Linked DNA regions of Homo sapiens: region 1 is linked to region 2. Evidence: chromatin contacts called from ENCODE Hi-C or POLR2A ChIA-PET data. All regions are on one chromosome and are shown on one strand. The core of a region is the stretch at or near the end of the contact, and the rest is flanking DNA. Distances in the headings are between cores, read along the strand shown. Region 1 overlaps IGF1R (insulin like growth factor 1 receptor). Region 2 overlaps IGF1R (insulin like growth factor 1 receptor).

Region 1 (2,700 bases), core at 177-2,676, 38 kb before region 2:
CAAAGCCATTTTACGATATTTATTCTAGCTTATAAAACTATCAGTACCTTGACCAAGTGGTCCCAGTGGCAGAGAATTTAAGGCACCATTACTAGAAGCCCTTGGCAATGAAAAATCAGAAGTGAAAAGATTTTTAAAATTATCCAGACATGGTAGTGTGTGCCTGTGGTCCCAGCAACGTGGGAGGCTGAGCAGAAGGATTGTTTGAGACTAGGAGTTCCAGGTTACAGTGAGCTATGATTATGCCATTGCACTCCAGCCTGGGTGATACAGTGAGACCCTGTCTCAAAACAAAACCAAAAAACAAACACACAAAAAACCAAAGAAGTGAAGAGATCATAGGCTAAGTCAGTGGGAAATCCTTTGCACAAATCCAACTCAGAAGCAACTTACCAGGAATGCCATCTATTGCAAATAAAGGTCATTGTACAGGGGTGAGACCGAAACTTTATGTACACAATGACACACACTTGTATCCTTTTGTCTCTCACAAGTAAATTTGGAAATCTAGCATTCTTTTGGACTTCATAAAATTTTAACGTGATATCACTAAACTTCCCTTTGCTCAGTCTTCTCAGTAAATTCAAGTAACCAAAACTCTTTAGACTTGAAAGATGTGTGGATTTGGCTACAGCTGGAGTCTGCTGAGTCACACGTCTGATCCAATGGTCTCTTCTGGGGTTTGTATGTGTCAGGGCTTGCCTCTCCTATGCAAGATGTGACTAACAAAAAGATGAGCGATGACCCTCTTTACAGGAATAAATGACGTGCCAATGGCTAAAAGACAGATTGCCTTTCAATCTGTTCTTTATCTTTCAGGGAAACTCAAAGAAGAGACGTCATGCGTGAGGCTTACACACCATGTTGTTTATCTAAGCCCATATTTTAGTGGTGACTCAGGGACGGGAGCATGAAAAGCATCAACAAAAGAAAACCATGAGATCTAGCCGTTTTTCCAGGGGGATGGAATACTTACTCCCCCGTCGGATGTTAATGAGCAAATTGCCCTTGAAGATGGTGCATCCTTGGAGCATCTGAGCAGAAGTAACAGAATCAATGGTCTTTGTTTTCTTTTCTTCCTCACAGACCTTCGGGCAAGGACCTTCACAAGGGATGCAGTACATGCTGTTGAAGAAGAAAAAAAAAATCAAAAACACACATAATTGAGTCTGTCTTCTTGCATTAAAAAAACCATAAGGATATGCTTTTCATTGTTATTACAGCATGCATTAGAAAAAGCAACTGTTTTGAAGTGTTCATGTGGTCACATGGTATCTCACCCCCAAGCCCACCCAAGATAAGCCACTCACATTGCAAGCAAAAGGAGAAACAGCCTACAAAGGAAGAGCGTGTTGCTTGCTTCCAGACAAAATACATGCTGCATCCTCAAGGCATTTGTGTGTCATAGGCTGTTGACTGGTGAGCCAGCTGGTTCCATGTGGGAGAGACAGTGCTGCAGAAAGGAAGCTTGGGGGGTTCTGGAGGAAAACAGAGCTGCTTTCTGATACTGTGACCCTGGCCTGTGTACCTGGAGGAGTCGCTAGGAGAGAAGGCAGGGACAGCAAAGGGAGTGCAGTGTCTCTGCCTAACAGTAGTCTAGCTCCTGCAGTCAGTGTTTTGGCAAAGCCCAGTGAGGGATACCAAAAGGCATGTGGTATAGCACAGATCCATTATTTTCTTGCTAAAGCACAACCGAAATTATTTCTTGACGGTGTTTTGCAGAAACTTGTAAATTGATCCAAATGTTGCTTTTGCTGCATACACAATAAAAGCAAGGGGTTTCCATTACTTTGTAATGAGCTCTTGTTTCAAATACTATCCTGAACATGCCACGAACCACCAAGAGTCAGGGACAAGTAAGACTGGCACTTTTCCTGCTTACCTACCATTATTTAGGAAATAGCAGACAAAATGCTAGCCCAGCAGCTGAACCTTTGGGATCTATAGTTATATATAGAACAAGGGTCAGAAAGTTGGACTGATTTCCAAACAAGACAAATAATACGAACTTATGCGATGTGTGTGTAATAGGATGGTAAGCTGGGGAGCCATTATATGTACATTATTGTTCTTAAATCATCTCTCAAATTTCGTGAAGTAAAAACATTCAAGAAAAACAATGTAAATTATAGCTCTTTTTATTAATGTCCCTTCCCCCTACCCATGAAGGTTATTTTGTATCTAAGACAAAGATGCAGGGTTCTGTTTTGTTTAAAAGCTAACAGGTAAACAAAACTTCTCTGGTATTTTCCTATTGTGTGTTTGGGAGAATGGGGGTCATGGCTTCCCCAAGGGTCCTACAGGAACTGGACCCACCCACAGATGGGGAGAGTCCTTCCTCTACCATTGCATTCAACATTCTCATTTCCAGCCTGGGTAGAGGCTTCCTTCAGCACTTTTTTACTTGGCCTTCTGTTGTTTCTAATTTATCTACATACCCTATAAACTTTCCATTTAAAAAAAAAAATTTTATTTTAAAATAATTATAGAGTCACAAAAAGCTGCAAAGATTTACGAGAAAGTTACAGAGAGATCCCACATAGCCTTCATCCAACTTCCTCCAATGTTTACTACATCTTACATGATATAAGTATCAAACCTGGAAATTAACTCTGTGTGTGTGTGTGTGTGTGTGTGTGTGTGTGTGTGTGTGTGTGTGGTGCTGTGTCACTGATCACTTGTGTAGATTTGTGTAATCAC
Region 2 (2,700 bases), core at 84-2,583:
CAATACTTCAAGAAACTCCAGCCTGGCCAACATGGCGAAACCCCGTCTCTACTAAAAATACAAAAATTAGCCAGGTATGGTGGCACATGCCTGTAATTCCAGCTACTCGGGAGGCTGAGGCAGGAGAATTGCTTGAACCCGGGAGGTGAAGGTTGCAGTGAGCCGAGATCGCGTCACTGCACTCCAGCCTGGGTGACAGAGCAAGACTCCATCTCAAAAGAAAAAACTTCAAGAAACTACCCATGTGGTCATGAAACCAAGAAGCAAGGCATGCTGCTTTGGCTGCACAAAAATATACAGTACAGAAGACCAACAGAACCACAATTCCTGAATTTCTTTCTCTTTATTGAAGAAATTAATTCTAACACATACACCTTCTTATATTTAGGCTAGGACATCTTATAACTAAATCAATCTATACAGTTAATCATGCATTTAAGAATGTGTGTGTTTGTTTTTTAAAGTGATATTTATTAAAAGGAAAAATCCTGGCTATCTGGACACTGAGAAATGCACAAGCTTGCAAAAACCGTAATTTAATCAGAAAACCCAGATACAGTAAAGTTACTTTTCATTTTCTTTTTGTTTCAGAAACCTTGCAAGAAGTTCTTTCCCTTCTTGAGGGCAAAGCTTACGAACTGGAAAGTTTCATTTTAATGGGTTCTTTCTTGGGGCAAAAACATGCAACACCAAATATTCTAGAGTGTCTGAGTGCAAACATCGCAGATGCAGTAGTGCAAAGGAAAAGCAAACACTTTAAAATCAAGTATGTCTTAGTTCAAATCCTGTGTTTACCACCTGCGAAGTGTGTGAGGTAGACAATTTATTTTTCCAGGCTTCCATTTGTTCTTCCGTAAAACAATGTTGGTAGAATCTACCTCATCGGCTGTTGCAAAACTAAATGAAATGTGCTTTCAATACACTGGTCATAATTATGCAGGTGGACATGCTGAATTTTTACACCGATCTCAATATACATGGGCTTTGTAACTGCAATGATAGCTCAGTGGAGCTCAAACTGGATGTGTTTCTAAAAGTCCAAAAAAAGTTTGGACTTTTTTTTTTTTTTCCTCCATTATGACATTTTACTTCTTGCTTAGATGAGAAGCTAAACCCTCCCCGGAGGCTGGGCTTCCTAATGAGCAGAATAAAGTTCTAAGGAACAACCACAACAGAACCAAAGGGTAGACTGAAAGTAGAATTCTGCCATTGAGGAGGCTTACTGGCCTTCCTCCCTTAAAAGCGTGAGCCACTATGTGGCATGTTCAGACTCCTTCAAACATAGCTGGTCCCAGATGTCACACGAAGTTTGGAAAGAGGAAGTTTGGCTGTTCAAAAATAAAAGCAGGGTGCTGATAAGGATGATGATGCTACTAAAACAGAGTGAGAGATTTCTCCCCGCAAACCCTGGCCACGGAGTGCTGTGCTGGTTTGCTGCGCTGAACAATGGAGGAGGAAGCCCAGGCGAGACCTCGTCCACGTTTATTAGCATCCTGAAAGGTGGAGTCTGTGCCTCCGAAGCCCAGAGTTCTCTAAGCCTTTATATCTCGATTAAATGGCTGAGATTGTCCTTGTGTACTTGGGTGGATTGATGTTATTTCCAAAGCATGCAATTCATTTCAAGAGGGGAGAGGGAGGATTAAGTTGGAAATATTTTTCTATTCAAGGAGGAAAATTAAATATAACTGGAAATGTTTTCAGGAAAATGTTTTTATATTTCAATGTTTCCCCAGAGCACTGTGATCCCAATACATCACAGGACTGTGCTAGATTAAAAGGAATGAAGACAAAATGAATTTAAATAAAAACTGAAACTGACCAGCCAGGCTTTATTCTCCATATCTGAGGAAACAACGAAGCGGGGGGAAACTACAAATGAACCAAAACAAGAAATAAAAATCAACTCAACTAAAATTTTAAACTCAAATGAGTGTTTCAATTTTGTTTTAGAATTTTTTCAATCTAGTTTATTTTCATAGCCACAAAAGCTTTTGAATAGCCATGAATTGATAGCCACTTGATTGACAGAACCATTAAGACTTTTTTGGTTGTTTTCTCTTAATCATTTTCCTTAACGCTTGAATCCGCTGATACTCAGTTACAGAAGACGACTTGCTTGTCTTATAGTTCTTAGGTCATTACAAGTACTTAGTATTTGCTAATAATCAACACCAACAGCTCCAGGAAATGTGTACAATTAGACAGCTGGTTTAACTGGTTGTGTTGCATTTTTTAAAACGTGCATACCACCCCCTTTATGAGCCCTAAATATGACAGGAAAAATGGAATGTACAGGTCTCAGTTATCCTTATCAAAATAAACACATATTTTTAAGAGGAAAGAATTTTGTCAGTTAATCCTGTGTTAGATCTGTGATGTCCAGTAGCCATTAGCCACATGTAGCTATTCAAATTTAAATTAAAACTTTAAAAAAATCCAAAATCCAGTTCCTCCGTAGCACTAGCCACATTTCAAGTGCTCCATAGCCACATGTGGCTAGCGGCTCCTGTACTGGACAGGGCATCCACAGAACAGTCCATCATGGTGGAAACTTCCACTGGACGGTGCTAGACTAGATGGAAGAACGGAACTGTGAGCCTTGGGTATTTACATTTATTTTTAAAGACGTAGGCTGGGCGTGGTGGCTCACGCCTGTAATCCCAGCACTTTGGAAAGCCGAGGTGGGTGGATCACTTGAGG

The links. Hi-C counts contacts between places; a loop is a spot of excess contacts on that map. ChIA-PET counts read pairs that join two places held with the same protein, here RNA polymerase II (POLR2A). Pooled maps may share reads with other maps.
Region 1: a loop to region 2 is called in a map of Caco-2, with 6 times the contacts of the local background. The contact joins two enhancer-like sites. A Hi-C loop is called at or near these places in 22 of 168 maps with a recorded cell type or tissue (CD4-positive, alpha-beta memory T cell, Caco-2, Calu3 and 17 more), 4 of 37 single-sample maps with no recorded cell type and 25 of 50 pooled maps. POLR2A ChIA-PET finds 5 or more read pairs at or near these places in 11 of 52 experiments (A549, AG04449, AG04450 and 8 more).

What each region holds. Positions count from the first base shown.
Region 1 is chr15:98,895,182-98,897,881 of GRCh38, reverse strand. IGF1R (insulin like growth factor 1 receptor) reads right to left here. Exons shown (of 21, transcript NM_000875.5): 4 at 977-1,125. Among named protein-coding and RNA genes, the nearest start is that of PGPEP1L, 110 kb to the left of the region's middle. RefSeq lists an enhancer at 376-1,575. Within about 2 kb of position 1,426, at least 6 of the 41 ENCODE cell types and tissues checked have a DNase peak (open chromatin) inside an H3K27ac peak, as active enhancers do.
Region 2 is chr15:98,857,449-98,860,148 of GRCh38, reverse strand. All of the region lies in intron 2 of IGF1R (insulin like growth factor 1 receptor), which reads right to left. Among named protein-coding and RNA genes, the nearest start is that of MIR4714, 74 kb to the right of the region's middle. Within about 2 kb of position 1,333, at least 4 of the 41 ENCODE cell types and tissues checked have a DNase peak (open chromatin) inside an H3K27ac peak, as active enhancers do.